2 separate regions of the Homo sapiens genome follow, and region 1 is linked to region 2. The links are chromatin loops, found by intact Hi-C in ENCODE. Cell type or tissue: heart right ventricle. All regions are shown on one strand. Each heading gives the region's core, and the rest is flanking DNA. Links, peaks and the distances in the headings are about the cores only. Region 1 overlaps LOC107985239 (a long non-coding RNA gene). Region 2 overlaps SWT1 (SWT1 RNA endoribonuclease homolog).

Region 1 (8,649 bases), core at 3,732-6,231, 440 kb after region 2:
GCAACCTCTGCTTCCTGGGTTCAAGCGATTCTCCTGCTTCAGCCTCCCAAGTAGCTGAGATTACAGGCACCTGTCATTACACCTGGCTAATTTCTGTATTTTTTAGTAGAGACAGAGTTTCACGTTTCACCATGTTGGCCAGTCTGGTCGCAAACTCCTGACATCAGGTGATCCACCTCCCTCCACCTCCCAAAGTGCTGGGATTACAGGCATGAGCCATTGCGCACGGCCCCTGATTATAAAAGTTTTAAATAAGGAAAGGCAATTATTTAAAAAATAAGAAAATGCAGATGCCCAGGGTTTGCTACTGGAGAGATCTGATTCAGAAGGTCAGTAAATTGAATTAATACATTAATTTTGTATCTTTCCTTCAGCTTCTTTGGAACACTGAATATGAAACACAAAGTAGAACTTCAGAACTGATGAACTATTATTAGAAGTGGTTTGATTTGAAAATGTGGAAGTCAATTGTGGGAAGAGGGCATAAGGATGGAGATAACTATGTTTAAAACTTATTTTGAAAGTAGACAACAGCTAACATTAGTGTTCCGTGATGACGGGAAGTGGAGACAATGCAGCTGCTAAATGAGTCCCTTTAAATATTGACATGACTGACTCTAGTGCGACATGTTTAGTAGGAAGTGGGAGAGGAAGTAAAAATAGACCAAAGCAAACATTTGCTCAAGATAGACGAAGAGCAATACATCCTCTCTGTGCCCCTCCACCCCTATGAAAACATGGCTCTAAGCTTCTGACAACTTTTTTTCTCCCGTTTCTATTGTTATGGTCATGGTCATGATTTAGCACATTCTGGTGACTTTCATATATGCTCCTCTGACCAAATTCTAGATAAATGTTTTATGTTTACATTGTCACAACTCTTCAGGAATGAAGGTTACTCTCTCCCTTCATTAGAGACCGAAAATAAATGTTCAGCAGTAGAATCTTTTTCAACATTACTTTAAAAACGCAATCTCAAGGGGTCTCAGTTTTAAAGATTATGGAATTATGTATAGACTCCTACAAAATAAATGGGAGAAGTGGAGGCAACTGCTTAGGTTCCTGAGGACAGATATTGTTTTTCTGAAAGTTTTAGTTAATTGAAGCAACAGTCAGTAAGATCTGATGCAGTTGGACGATAGCTCTGTTCTCTACTGTGTCTTTCATGCATGATGTGGACAAAAATTCCTGTAGAGAAATTGAAAAACAGAGGAATGAACAGAACATGAAAGAAGTTTCTTTTATCTCTCTTTTAATAAGTGAAAATAATGGGCTATGAAAGTTAACTCACTCAAACTATATAGGATGTTAGGCAACAATTTTTCTATGTAAAGTAACTGAATTCATTGCATCTCAGTTTCTGTTGTCTGAGAAAATATTCCTAGAGGCATGTCAGGTAGGATTTGTAGAAAGATGGTAAACACTTTAAGAAGGGTCCACTTATTTCTCTCTGTCTCTTCTCATTGTGCTGAGTAGATGCATTTAGAATTAGATTGCATTAAAAATTTTTAAATGGTAGGCATTCATTGAGCGAAATGATAAAAATTCTTATTCTCTACTTAACTTTCTGCTTCATTCTTATTTAAACTGCACATTTTATTTAAAACTAAGTACCTAAAAATGAACAATGTGCTGGTGAGTGTATCCGTTCTTCTGCCTAAGCACACCTTGGTAAGGAATGATAGTAATAAACCCTGAGAATATATGGGAAGTGCTGTTCTAAAATGAAATCATAAAACTTACACAAAATGACAAGCAGGCAGCTTGAAGGAGAGGGAAATGGTTCTGAAATATGGGCAGAATTCTGGCTTACATCTTGGCACTTTCAGGAGTTGCAGTATGGAAGAAAAAGCAGAGTTCATGTGAATTATTTGAATTTTGCTAACTGGGATAGGCTGGGGAAGGTGTGTCATAGTCAGATTAATAGCATAGGCTTTGAAACTTGACCAGCTTGGGTTTGAATTGTAATAGGCTCTACCCTTCTAGAGCTGGTGTAAATAAAGTGCTTAGCACAGTGTAGCATGCAGCAAGTGCTGAATAAATGGTACCTCTATTCACAAGGGAGCAGATACCGACGTGAAGTAATCTGATGTTAACTGGTAGAGTTCTCCTGTCATCCACCCTCAGCATCTCATTTCACAGTATATGAAGTGCCATCTTAAGTTTTAATTTCTTCACATCTTAAAGCCTTTTTAATCTTCCAAAAGTCAATTTTAAAAGGCTCTGGATCTCTTCTTATCATTAGCTAGTATAAATAGAGGTCAGTTTAATTTTCTACTATGTATTTTAAATGATCAAAATGACAATTCATTTTATTAATAATTACTAAAAGTACCTATATTTTTGGAAAGTATACATCCAAGATAAGCTTATTAGGAATTAGCTGTGTCACAGTGTTTTTCAAATTGTGTTTCACTTTATTATACTATCTATGATATCTGCTTTGTAAAAAAAAGTTGCCATAATCTAATAAGGTTGAGATATGCATACCTGAAGACTCACAATGCACATCAGCATATTAAAGTTCTGAAACTATTCTACAGAAAAGAAACCTTTGCTTAACCTAGAATTTTCCAAACCAATTTGACTAGAGACTACTGTTGTTAGACAACATCTGTTAATATGCCATAGTTACATTTTGGTTTAAGACTACATTCTAGTTTAAGAGATTATTTTCCAAACTTAATAGTTAACTGGGAAAGTCAGACTCTTTAGGAATAGAGCATAGATTAGGCACTTGTGACAAGTGGATAGCAGAGAGGATCCTAAAAGGGAAGGCAAGAGGATGACAGTGAACTCTGTCCTACATAAAAAGAGCAGAGAAGAGATTCATGCAACTATTAGTCTACTTATAGTTTAGTTACATGCTTAGCCACTGACCTGTGTCTAACTTAAATCAGTGAACTATCTGCTTCCCAGTTTTTTCTCCATCAAATGTCAGGGGGCAAGGTGAGATACCTTCTAGGGTTCCTTCTAGATCAGCTATCCTAGTCTTTAACTATTTTGTTTTGAAAAAAAGTATGGTATTTTTTACTTTGGTGGCAGTAGTGGTGGTATACATTTATGTTACCTTTATAGAGGTCTATTTGTTTTCTTTCAGGAAATCTAGACTGTCCTATACATCAGTGAAAAACTTTGATATAAAGAATTTTAGTCTTTTTTATAGTTTGAAGAATACTGCTTATTATAGCTCGAAGTTTCCATTTAAATATGTTTTATTAAAGCAAAAACTGAATTAATTTAAGTTTTTTTTAAGTAGTGGGAGTTATTTTAGGTGGACCAGATCAACTCATGATTTCATTGTTTCATCTTTTATGTCCACTTGGCTTACTGGCAAACAAATGGAATTAATCTTTAAACAATGGAAGAATTAGAAGATACCTCATGCTCAGTGGCTAACTGGAATTACTCCATAAGCCAACAATTGTATTTCACTAATGTGTTCGCTGTTGACTCAGGTTATCATGGTCTTGGAGAGGGATTGTTGTATTTTCATACAACCAGCCCTGCATGTCAGGTGGTTAGCTTTTGTTTTGAGATGAGCTGTAGAGGATTCAGAAGCTTTAGGGACTTAATAGCCATAAAGTGGGTTGGTTGACAAAGGTGCAGAATAAAAAGAGAGATCTAGAGGGCATTACTAACTTCTGAATGAAAGGTATGCATATCACTGGATTTTTACAGTAGCAGGTGATCATGAGTTACTGTTTTTAAACTTGCTCACTTTTGCCTTACGTAAGGGAGGTATTTTGATAAAATCCATGGTTACATTGTAAAATAATTATTCATCCATTAAAGCAATTCCAATGGTACTATTTTAGACATAAAGCATACCAATACTGTTTGTAGCCAAATTTAATAATGATACTACAAGAATTATTTTTCTACCCAAGAACTTTTTTTTTTCTCTTTTCCCTCCTTCAATTCCTGGCATGGGAGAGAGAATAATTTCTGTAAAACCGAAGTCTTTTCTCAAGACAACGTGATTATGCAGAACATTAGGTCTCCTTTTTTACCAAACAGGAAGTGCTTTGAACTTGTTGGATGATAACATGTCAGCATTTATTTTTGATGAACAACTCAAGAATATGAAATTGATTTGAATTAAAAATTATTTAATAAGTTTCATTTAATATTCATCCTTTGGAGCTGTAGTCAGCTCCAAATGAACTCTAATAATCTTTAAATCTGTTAAATCACTTTAATAATCTTCATCTTTTTAATTTAATTGATGTATTTATTGTCTTTTAATATCCAGAAAGATGACCATTTCTTACCTTGGAGAAAGGACATTAGGATTATATACCTCACTGGCTGAGTTTAGAAAAGTAGTAATTATCTTTCAGTGATAACAAGTGTATAGCTCATAATAGAAGAATTCATATTTCCTAAGATTTTTAAAGAAGTACTGCTCAATTTAGCAAAATTGTTACAGTTTTACAATTGCACCTCTTCTCTTTTTAGGTGTTAAATTGCATTTGGACTTTTATGGCTAAACAAAACAAATATTTCAAGAGGTAAGAAGGTACATGATGAACACACTTCCTTAGTTAAATGAAAATAAAGGAGTTTTAAAGAGGAAAATTGAACTAACCAAGTTGAAATAAGGTCTGAGGAAAATCTAGATCTCAGACACAAAGGAAATCTTTATCTTTTAAAAAATTCCAAAAGGCTTGCACTTATACCAAGCTTTTGAGTTGAGAATAAAGGCCAAATGCAATAAATTTAAAAAAAAAACCTGTTGGAAATGTTTAACGATATGCATGGAGACATATTCTTCAATCCAGATATGAGCTTGGAAATTTAATATGAAGCTTGTATTACTAAATGTGCAATTATAAAAGGGAGGATGTGCAGTGGCCTAGAATTTTCTGTACATGGGCTTGGACTTTGGGGAATGGAAGATTCGTGTTTGAATTCATGAATTCATGAGTTTTGTCATCATGTACACATCATGTCATTTGAGCAGCCTTAGCTTCCTCATCTGCAAAGGGACAAGACTATCAATTATTGCACTGACCTTTAAGACCATTTTCACCTTATTATTTTATAATTCTATGATTTATAATGGTAGTTTTTCTCTAGATAGCATTTTTCTGAGATCCAATTGGATCCTTTGATCCTTTGAGATACAATATTTTTGCATTTAAAATAACATATGGCATCCTTTCAATTACCTGAAGAAACAGAAAAAGGTTTATTTCAACTTTAAGAAGACTTATTTTTAATAATCCTGAAATTTTGAGGCATTAACTATTACTAGACACAGACCAGATTAGGAACTGGGGCTTATTAACATTTTGCTCTTCTGAAATTTTTATCATTAAGTCATTTTTGTGAAGAAGTTTCAAATAACATGGTTAAAATTCTCAGAGAATAACAGAAATGAAAATGAGTAAGATCAACATCAAACCACCACTATCCATCCTGACAAATGCCTTATAGTTCCAAAAATTCTCACAAACTGTTTCATAGATTTGGGCCTTGATCCCATCACCATTCCAGGAAAAAACAAATACCTACGTGAAGCAAGTTGGTAACTTAGTCATAACTCTTAAGATAGCTCTTGCGTTAGGGAAGCTGAAGTGTGAAAAGACAATGAGGATTTCCTTTCATTTGGCAGGACAAATAGGATTATAGAGTAAATCCATTGAAGAGGAAGAGAAACAAGGCACCTTGACCCTGACTGAACTTCCTTGTGTGATTCCCCCCAGGGGTGAGGAGAATGAGCTGACAGATTCTCAGTAATGCAGCCAAGGATGTGAAGAGGCAGGTCCGGAGCTTGCTGGAAGGACCAACTGTGCACACTCACGTTGGCAAGGTAATGAGTGGGAAGACAATACGTGCTCCAAAGCATCAAATGGCCTTGCTGTCCCTCTAAGCTTCTTCCTCTATTATATAACATCCTAACAAGGTTTTAATGAGAACCCAAATAGTGTTTTATTTAGCTGTGAACTGTAAACCACTTGGATACACTCTCCACTGGCAAAGTAAAATAACAGTTTTTATTACACCTGTGGTATAGATAGAAGGATAATGTAGCCAAATGAAAATCTAAAACAATCGATTGTTTCTGCAGCAAGTCTTTTGCTATGATTTGCCCCAAATATGCAACTTGATGGCTCAGCTTCACTCCCTTTCCTTTCTTTGACTCATGAGATTCAAAGAGCTCTAGAATGTTAAGGAGAGTCAGAAGGAACAGGACAGGAAATAGAGCAGTAAAAAGAAGAAAAGGTGCTAGATTTTATACAACCTGGGCAATCAGGACAGAAGTTTCTAAGACTTACTGCTTCAAATACTCTTCAAGGATCAAACTAATTAAATCAAACAATGTGAAAGGGAGGACAGTCATATTCATTCATTCATTCATTCATTCATCATTTGTTAAGTTACTCAACAAATGAATGTTTTATCGCCCACTGTGTCCTTGCTACAGCCTAGAGGTGAACTTGTGTCCATGACTCTTTCCTTCCTCTATAAACAGGTTCAGCTCCTCACCTGCCCTCCCCCTTGGGCTCAGACACCTGAAGCACACACTTCGCTGCATGCACTGCTACCTCTGCCTATCTTCCCAGGCTGGCTTCCTGAATGCCACTGGCTCTTCTTATCAGTTCACTGAATCTTTGCTCCTACCCTTGGTTTGGGTCCCATTCTTGTCTTCGTCATCTCCTTGAACTTAACCACTAGCTGAGCAACCCCTGATGAACATGATCTTCAAAATTCTGTTTTTTACTTCTCTAACACTCTCTCACTTATGAAGGCTCTCTTTCACCATGAGGTCACACGGCTCTGGCACAGTGCTTAGCACACATTAAGCCCTTACTCTATGTTTATTGAATAAATGAATGAGGGCCTTGGAGCCTCTTTGGCTCCTTCTACCCTTTCTCTGAGCCACAGATGTCACTTCCCCTCTGCTGTCACCTACAGCAACCAGCGTGCCCCACAGACTCACTTCCTATGTACTTTCAGCTCCGGAATCCCAGCTGAGCCAAGGCCCTGGCTTTACTTTACCTGGGAGAAGAGATCAGACCTCTACCCTCCGAAATAGCTGACCATTCATCTGGCAAATAATGGAACACCCTGACTGATTTCCTTGTGTTGGCTGTGTTAAAATAGCTTAATAATCTCCATGCAACAGAACTCCCTTGAGTAAATGTGAGTTTCAGACCCATCAGTGTTTGTGGCAATTATTCTGAACTGTTTTCCTTTAGCTAACCTGCTCGCATTTCTATCCTTCCCCTCACTTCCCAGATCTTACTTAGCTCAGCCTTCCAGGTACCCTTTCTTTTTTTTTCCTGAAAATTTTTTTTTTATTTTATTTTATTATTATTATACTTTAAGTTTTAGGGTACATGTGCACAATGTGCAGTTTAGTTACATATGTATACATGTGCCATGCTTGTGTGCTGCACCCATTAACTAGTCATTTACCCTTTTAATCTGATCTCTTGGAGCTAGTGTTTGTTTCTGACCTCTGATTCCTGATTTATGGCTCCCTCTTGTGGATATTGGCTTGGGTTTGCTCCACCAATGTATTCAGCCGAATTGGTTCTGAACAGCCCCTTCCCAAGCAAGGAGAGGTTTGAATAATTATAATATAATGATATAGTAATATGATACAACAGAAGTATGGCTAAGGTATATTACACATAAGGAAGGCCTAAGTCTGTCTGGGAGAGTCAGGTTAGCTATACAGAATTGTGAATTGGAAGGAGAAGTGGGAGGTTTCCAGGTAGACAAAAGGAAAAGATTGTTGGGTCATAGGACAATATACTTTGGTAATTAGGGTAATGGAGCCAGGAAAAAAGGGAGTCCAAGATAGGGTTCAAGCCAGGTTTCTGACTTCAGCAGCTAGGTGCCGGCCCCATATTAGAGAAAGCTGCAAGTTTAGAGTTGGTAGGTACTTATCTTGGTTTAATATGATACTTCATAGATAATGGAAATTACTACTAATACTATAAATTACTAGCCTTAAATATTCTTAAATATTTTGAACACATAGTTGAATATTTATAAGTGTCATTTACATTCAGGTAATTGATCAAAATATTATTTTGGCCACCATTAAAAGAGTTTTCCCAGTTTTTTTTTTTTTCTGTAGACCTCCGTGGTCATCCAAAGTCATTGATCAAGATACATATTTTGGCTTTAATGTACTCTTAGAAAAATGAAACTATATATGGATGCCCTTGTATATTATAGGCTTTTAGTATTTGACCCTGTTTCATTAGTCCAAACTTATGAGATTTATTCACGTGTTCATTTCATAAGAACGTTTTCGGCTTCTTCAAGGTGCAGGCCCTGTGTAATACCATGATGGTGAAGATCATATAAAATTGGGCCTATCTAGTGCGGCTATACTGGAAAATTTGCAACAGTGATCTTCCCTTCTGCTTCGTTATGCTCTATGAATTGTTAGTAGCTTTTGCAAAGTATACTTTACCTTAAAATTGATGGAATTAAATGTGTTGAAGGATAGCTCTAGCTATTGGGCTGTGTCATCACTGAGCAAGATTTTCATAGGTTCTGAAATATTGTCACTGCAGTGGCACCAATAAAATTAAGTTCAAAGTTATGGTAAAAGAGCAAAGTGAGTTAAGTGTATATTCTTTGAAAATACTCTTTATTTGATGTGAATTCTTCTTGACAGAC
Region 2 (8,649 bases), core at 3,593-6,092:
TCTCCTGCCTCAGCCTCCCAAGTAGCTGGGACTACAGGCACCCGCCACCATGCCCAGCTAATTTTTTTGTATTTTTAGTAGAGACCGGGTTTCACCATGTTAGCAAGGATGGTCTCGATCTCCTGACCTCATGATCCACCCCCCTCAGCCTCCCAAAGTGCTGGGATTACAGGCGTGAGCCTCTGCGCCCGGCCTAATTTTAAAATAAGGGCAGTGTGGTGCTGAGAAGAATGTATATTCTGTTGATTTGGGGCGGAGAGTTCTGTAGATGTCTGTTAGGTCTGCCTGGTCCAGAGCTGAGTTCAAGTCCTGGATATCTTTGTTAATTTTCTGTCTCATTGATCTGTCTAATATTGACAGTGGGGTGTTAAAGTCTACCACTATTATTGTGCAGGAGTCTAAGTCTCTTTGTAGGTCTCTAAGAACTTGCTTTATGAATCTGGGTACTCCTGTATTGGGTACAGATGTATTTAGGATAGTTAGCTCTTCTTGTTGCATTAATTCCTTTAGCATTATGTAATGCCTTTGTCTCTTTTGATCTTTGTTTGTTTAAAGTGTGTTTTATCAGAGACTAGGATTGCAACCCCTGCTTTTTTTTCTTTCTATTTGCTTCGTAAATATTCCTCCATCCCTTTATTTTGAGCCTGTGTGTGTCTTTGCACATGAGATGGGTCTCCTGAATACTGCACACCAATGGATCTTGATTCTTTATCCAATTAGCCAGTCTGTGCCTTTTAATTGGGTCATTTAGCCCATTTACATTTAAGGTTAATATTGTTATGTGTGAATTTAATCCTGCCATTATGATGTTAGCTGGTTTTCTTTGCCCGTTAGTTGGTGCAGTTTCTTCATAGTGTCGATGGTCTTTACGTACAATTTGGTATGTTTTTGCAGTGGCTGGTACCGGTTGTTCCTTTCCATGTTTAGTGCTTCCTTCAGGAGCTCTTGTATGGCAGGCCACTAGCTAGACTAATAAAGAAGAAAAGAGAGAAGAATCAAATAGATGCAATAAAAAATGATAAAGGGGATATCACCACCAATCCCACAGAAATACAAACTACCATCAGAGACTACTTATAAACACCTCTATGCAAATAAATTAGAAAATCTAGAAGAATTGGATAAATTTCTGGACACATACACCCTCCCAAGACCAAACCAGGAAGAAGTCGAATCCCTGAATAGACCAGTAACAAGTTCTGAAATTGAGGCAGCAATTAATAGCCTACCAACCAAAAGAAAAGTCCAGGACTAGACAGATTCACAGCTGAATTCTACCAGAGGTACAAAGAGGAGCTGGTATCATTTCTTCTGAAACTATTCCAAACAATAGAAAAAGAGGGAATCCTCCCTAATGCATTTTATGAGGCCAGCATCATCCTGATACCAAAACCTGGCAGAGACACAACAAAAAAGAAAATTTCAGGCAAATATCCCTGATGAACATCAATGCGAAAATCCTAATAAAATTATGGCACACCAAATCCAGCAGCACATCAAAAAGCTTATCCACCATGATCAAGTCAGCTTCATCCCTGAGATGCAAGGCTGGTTCAACATACGCAATTCAATAAATGTAATCCAGCATATAAACAGAGCCAAAGACAAAAACCACATGATTATCTCAATAGATGCAGAAAAGGCCTTTGACAAAATTCAGCAGCCCTTCATGCTAAAAACTCTCAGTAAACTCGGTATTGATACAATGTATCTCAAAATAATAAGAGCTATTTACGACAAACCCATAGCCAGTATCATACTGAATGGGCAAAAACTGAAAGCATTCCTGGCAGAAGACAAGGATGCCCTCTCTCACCACTCCAATTCAGCATAGTATTGGAAGTTCTGGCCAGGGCAATCAGGCAAGAGAAAGAAATAAAGGGTATTCAAATAGGAAGAGAAGAGGTCAAATTGTCTCCGTTTGCAGATGACATGATTGTATATTTAGAAAACCCCATCGTCTCAGCCCAAAATCTCCTTAAGCTGATAAGCAACTTCAGCAAAGTCTCAGGATACAAAATCAATGTGCAAAAATCACAAGCATTCCTTTACAATAATAACAAACAGCCAAATCAAGAGTGAACTCCCATTCACAATTGCTACAAAGACAATAAAATACCTAGGAATACAACTTTTACAAGGGATTTGAACGACCTCTTCAATGAGAACTACAAACCACTGCTCAAAGAAATAAGAGAAGACACAAACAAATAGAAAAACATTTCATGCTCATGAGTAGGAAGAATCAATATCATCAAAATGGCTATACTGCCCAAAGTAATTTATAGATTCACTGCTATTCCGATCAAGCTACCATTGACTTTCTTCACAGAATTGGAAAAAACTACTTTAAATTTCATATGGAACCAAAAAAGAGCCCACATAGCCAAGACAATCCTAAGCAAAAAATAAAAAATCCTAAGCAATCCTAACAAAACTGGAGGCATCACGCTACCTGACTTCAAACCATACTAGAAGGCTACAGTAACAAAAACAGCATGGTACTGGTACCAAAACAGAGACATAGACCAATGGAACAGAACAGAGGCCTCAGAAGTAATGCCACACATCTACAACCATTTGATCTTTGACAAACCTGACAAAAACAAGCAATGGGGAAAGGATTCCCTATTTAATAAATGGTGTTGGGAAAACTGGCTAGCCATATGCAGAAAGCTGAAACTGGATTCCTTCCTTACACCTTACACAAAAATTAACTCAAGAGGGATTAAAGACTTAAACATAAGACCTAAAACCATAAAAACTTTAGAAGAAAACCTAGGCAATACCATTCAGGACATAGGCATGGGCAAAGACTTCATGATTAAAACACCCAAAGCAATGGCAACAAAAGCCAAAATAGACCAATGGGTTCTGATTAAAGAGCTTCTGCACAGCAAAAGAAACTATCATCAGAGTGAACAGGCAACCTACAGAATGGGAGAAAATTTTTGCAATCTATCCATCTGACAAAGGGCTAATATCCAGAATATACAAAGAACTTAAATAGATTTACAAGAAAAAAACAACCCCATCAAAAAGTGGGCAAATGATATGAACAGACACTTCTCAAAAGAAGACATTTATGCAGCCAACAAACATGAAAAAAGCTCATCATCACTAGTCATTAGAGAAATGCAAATCAAAAGCACAATGAGATACTATCTCACACCTGTTAGAATGGCGATCATAAAAAGTGAAGAAACAACAGATGCTGGAGAGGATGTGGAGAAATAGGAATGCTTTTTCACTGTTGGTGGCAATTATTTCCACCATCATGGAAGACAGTGTGATGATTCCTCAAGGATCTAGATCTAGAAATACCATTTGACCCAGCAATCCCGTTCCTGGGTATATATCCAAAGGACTATATGTCATTCCACTATAAAAACACATGCACACATATGTTTATTGCAGCGGTGTTCACAATAGCAAAGACTTGAAACCAACCCAAATGCCTATCAATGATAGACTGGATAAAGAAAGTGTGGCACATATACACCATGGAATACTATACAGCCATAAAAAAGGATGAGTTCATGTCCTTTGCAGGGAGATGGATGACTCTGGAAACCATCATTCTCAGCAAACTAACACAAGAACAGAAAACCAAACACTGCATGTTCTCACTCATAAGTGGGAATTTAACAGTGAGAATACATGGACACAGGGAGGGGAACATCACACACTGGGGCCTGTCAGGGTGGGGTCTAGGGGAGGGATAGCATTAGGAGAAATACCTAATGTAGATGATGGGTTAATGGGTGCAGGAAACCACAATGGAACGTGTATACCTATGTAACAAACCTGCCCATTCTGCACATGTACCCCAGAACTTAAAGTATAATAAAATAATAATAATACTAAAGTAACAGTGGTTGGGCCCTACCTTAATCCTATTAAATCTGAATCTGAGAATGGGACCTGGTCAGACATTTCTACAGACTCCCCAACTGATGTGGGTGGAACCAGGGTTAAGAAGATTTAGCATGTATTGCTTACATAAGCAGTATCTAAAAGAAATAATTACTTGAATTTTAAGGCTAATACAATTTGTTACTCTTTCATCTTAAGGACACCTAGCACTAGGGATAAGAAAAGATTGGTAGCTCTGCTACCTTTTAGCATGTGACCTGGGGTGATTTTTTTTTTTTTTAAACAGAGTATTACTGTGTTTCCCAGGCTGGAGTACAGTGGAGCAATCACGGCTCACTGTAGCATCGAATTCCTGAACTCAGGCAGTCTTCCCACCTCAGTCTCCTGAGTAGCTGGGACTACAGGTACATGCCACCACAGTCAGCTAATTTTTGTATTTTTTGTAGAGATGGGGTTTGCCATATTGCTCAGGCTGGTCTTGAACTCCTGGGCTCAAGTGATCCTCCTTTCTTGGCCTCCCAAAATTCTGGGATTACAGGCATGAGCCACCTTGCCTGGCTTGGGGAAAATTTTTAAAGCTATCTTGAGCCTCAGTGTTCATAAAACAGCCATAATAATACCTTCCCAGAGCATTTCATGGGGTTACTATTGTGCTTTGAGAGCAAGGTGTTGGTATTACTAACCATCAGCAATTCTTAACTTGTTTGTTGGGGAATTTGTTACAAATGTAAAGTTTAAGGTTTTATCCCAGACTAACTTAAATAAAAATATCTGTAGGTATTTGTGTAGAGCAAGGAAGTTGTATTTTTAAGCTTTCCAGGGGATTTGTATGCAGGTGGTGAGAGATCACATTTAATAAAACTAATGCAATTTTTTGTAATGTTACATTAGAGAATGCTTTTCTCTTGAGCTACCAGTAGGGAGCATTGTGAATAAACTGGTTTGCTTAACTCACCATTCACTTATCAACAGGAAACTACAAAATTGTGAATTTTTTTTTTTAAACCGGGCAGATAATAGGCATTTAAATTAAAATTTAATAAAAGTTAATAATTATTTTTTCAAGTGTACATGTAGTGCTTAAAATCTTTCAAGAAACAAAATCATGTTAAATCAAAAGAAGCTCAGTTTAAAAATTTTTTTGCTAAATATTGTTTTAAAATTTTACAATTTAATTTAAATTTAAAATTAAATATTGAAATTGCATGCAATTTGTAGTGACTGCAAATTAGCATTTTTGATGCTTGCTAAAATGACCTAGTTTCATTTGGTTTTGAGATGCATGCTCAGTGATTATATGTTAGCTCTATTCCCTTTTATCTTAAAAATAGTAGATCATATATAGTGTTATATTGGGGCTCGATAATCAGGTGATCTTTAGCTTGGCCTTTCAGTTAAAGAAGTGAATGAAAACATATTTGATAGACTAACAGCTTTGGGTTCTAGTTCTAGATTTATCCCCTTGTAGCTGACTTTGGGCATGTCATTTACCCTCTAAGTCACAGTTTCTTTCCTTGTTAAATGAGAATCCTGGTACCTTCTTTAGAAGAGTGTATGAAATGATGTATGTGAAAATACTTTCTAACTATGTTTACATGCGCTAATCTTGCTTTTTCCTTAAAGTTGATATGTGAAGTTTGAAATGTTTAAAATGTGTATTTCAGTTTTAAGAAAACTCTAAACATGATTGTGGTTAAGATTGAAAAATTAGTGGAGCAGTTGTCGGTATGGTTATATATTTGGCAGCAAAATACCTAATTTTGCAAAGTTAGAAAAGGGATGAGGATCTTGCAAATTCCTATATTTTCTGAACACTTTCTTTTTAGGTAGGAGAAGAACTTCAATTAGCTTATTTGCTATTCATTTAGAAATTGCTTCTCTCCTCATCTTTTCTTTTATATGTATACAGGATTAATTTGAGCACTTTTGTTAATAGTTTTCTCATCTAACCACTAGATAGCCAAGGACAATGTTGATAATTTTTTTTTCAGATAGACAAAAGTGTTTTAAGATTTGTTTTTGGTCAGTACTACATAGTCTTAATTTATACTTTTGTAAACTTATGTCTAGATTGATCAAGTAACTCTTAAGACCACAGAAACCTTTTGCTTAGTATATAAAGATGATAAAGTTTCATTTGGAACAAAATTAATTGGAGAGTTGAATTGCAAATTTCTAAAAATAGGGAAAGTTCTACTTTCTATATTGATCAAAAACATTGTCTACATGTATTTTTGCTTAAACTGTCATCTTTGCAGAGTTAACTAAACAGGTCATGTAATCCAACTCTGAGGCACACTGTAAATGCGTGCAGCTTCAACTTGAAAGCTAATATTCAAAGCAACAATACAAGTGTTGTAGATATGTTTCTGTTTCTGTGAAATAGATGATGAGCTAGCTGCCTGATTTAGAAGCTAAGAAGGAGGGTGAAGGTGAGAAACTTTAACTTGCTTAGGTTTTATGTTTGTATTTCACCTTTATAAAATAAGGTAGAAATTATGTTTTAAAAAACAAAAAAAGGTAATATTTTAAATCCAAAAATATACTAGCTCATGCCCAAATATGTTTGGTTTAACATGTAAAACTTTGCATATGTGAGTTTCATGAACTGAAGTAGCTTTATTTGAAATGTTTGAGATAATGAGTGTTTTCTTGGTTTATTATTTTGACTCATATTTGGGGTGGGAAAGAGGCAGAGGGAATTTCTATTCCTTATAAATAGGTGCATTTTGAGGACATGCTTTTATATTAAAAGATATCTCAAGTGTATATAGCTTAGTTTTTTTTCTAGCTGTCATTTTGTTTGGTCATATTTAAATTTAGCAATAAATGACTGCTAACCGTTGTGTTTGGACATAATCATATGCTGCATGGGCATTTGTACTTGATCATAGAACAGGATTTTGGAAAATAAAACCTCAGTTTCAATTTAGGAAAGGAAGATGATTAATTTTTATTGAGTTGTTTAATCTTCTAAGTTTTAATAACCTCTGTCACATTCTTGTGGCTTTAGTTTGGAATACTTTAGACAGCTATTTTTCTAAAATAATTGCAGTCATGAAGTTTGGGGTTTTTTGGGTGTGATTTGCATATATTTTGTTTTCTTATTAAACCTCTAAAAATTAATTTTCCTTTTAATCTCCTACCCCATTTTAACGTAAGAACAGACCATATATGGTATATTTATGCATTATTTCTGGGAAAAGAAACCTTAAAATCACAGTAGCTTTTCAGATCCACTAATATGCTTCAAAGATACTGATTTTTGCTTTTGAGATAAAATTTTATTAACTTCGCCTCTTTGACTTACTGTATATATTGATAGTTGACCTCTTAAGATTTTGGAAAAGGTTATTTAGAATAGGTCATCCTTTACTTTACACAAAGATAACACACTTTAGGCTACTTCTTTAAACTAGTTGTTGAAACTAAAGATTCTGTCACAGGCATGCTAATGTGTAGAAAATAAAGACCTTAAAAACTTCATCCTTTGAAGTTTAGAAGTGACTTTTTAGACTCTGAACTCATTGCAGTGTGCAAAATATTCAGCCATTGTTATCTAGAGTGGAGGGGTTTATTCATGTTTGTGTCTGACCTACTTTCTTTGAGGCTTGGCCTTTTCACCCTTAGATAATTAGGCTTCACCTCCCACTCTTCAGTTAGGGTTTCACAGCTCCTCAGATATCACTTAGTTACCTTCTCAGACTTTCAACACCTTGTCCTTTCATCACCAAGTATATCAGTTGCTTTGTTGAGTAAGAAAAAATAATACAATTTATTGTTTAAAAATGAAAAGACTTAGTTGCTTCATCCTTCATGCCACCATTTTGTAAAAAATAATTTTATTTTTTATAATTTATTTTATAATCAGTTCCTTAATACTTTGAATGCCTCCAGGGCAGAAACTGTCTTACTTTTCTGTATCTGGAGCCTTGCACAGGTAATGACACATAGTAGATGGTCAGTAAGTGATTATTTAATGAGTGTTTTATAGTCTTTGTGATAGAAGGCAACTTTTTTTAAGGCTGAATGCTAATTATACTACATTATGACATTAGATGAATAGTTAATGTAGAGGTTTTAAAAGAGGTATAGAAGAGAGATGAGCAAGCTATGAAAGGTTAAAGAATAAGAAAATCAGGAGGAAGGAGAAAGACTGGAAGAGAGAGAGATTAAGGAGATTAAAAAGGCATTTATGTCTGGAGCAGATGATGGAGCCTCCAGTAATTCACCCAAATGTCTCTTCGGGTTACATTGTTATCCTTGATTACTTTATCAACTATAGATTATTACTTATGGATTACTCTCTAGATCAACTATGTAAAATAGGGCTAGTAGAAGGAAAGATAGGATCTAATGGAAGAGTTAGACTCAGGGAATATAAGCAGGCAGTTCTTGTTATATTATAGACACATATAAGGTCATATGTGTAAAATATAGACAGTTATTAAGAGCTTTTATGGTATCTATATTGCAGTTTGACAAGCACAGTTAATGTGTATATCAAATTTTAAATGTAATATGTAATAAAATTTTTATTAAAGTAGCTGATAAAATACGTGGCATTCACGTATCAGTCGGACTGAATTTTTCAGTAACCAGCTGATTTTTTTAAACCTGGGTCTGTATGTTACTGAAGATAATACATCACTATGACTTAATTTTTAGAATAACTGGATTTCATTTTACATATCTAAAACTCTTATCTGTGTTTCCCAGCATTTGTCATTCAAGAATTGGAAATAAAGACCTTATATTTACCTTTTAAGGTAA

Evidence for each region. Peaks named below come from ENCODE experiments on the same cell type or tissue, not always from the same donor. Only the 100,000 strongest peaks of a DNase experiment are listed, where the experiment ranks them.
Region 1: a loop joins it to region 2, with 10 times the contacts of the local background. A loop is called at or near these places in 50 of 110 quality-filtered maps.

Annotation. Positions count from the first base shown.
Region 1 is chr1:185,673,738-185,682,386 of GRCh38, forward strand. It overlaps LOC107985239 (a long non-coding RNA gene), which reads left to right. Exons shown (of 3, transcript XR_001738340.2): 2 at 5,712-5,818; 3 at 6,967-7,168. Among named protein-coding and RNA genes, the nearest start is that of GS1-204I12.4, 32 kb to the left of the region's middle. In heart right ventricle, for the core only: no CTCF peak of the experiment used is centred there; no DNase peak of the experiment used is centred there; H3K27ac peaks cover 1,761 bases.
Region 2 is chr1:185,233,850-185,242,498 of GRCh38, forward strand. The region is part of intron 16 of SWT1 (SWT1 RNA endoribonuclease homolog); the gene reads left to right. Among named protein-coding and RNA genes, the nearest start is that of IVNS1ABP, 79 kb to the right of the region's middle. In heart right ventricle, for the core only: a CTCF peak has its summit at 4,795; no DNase peak of the experiment used is centred there.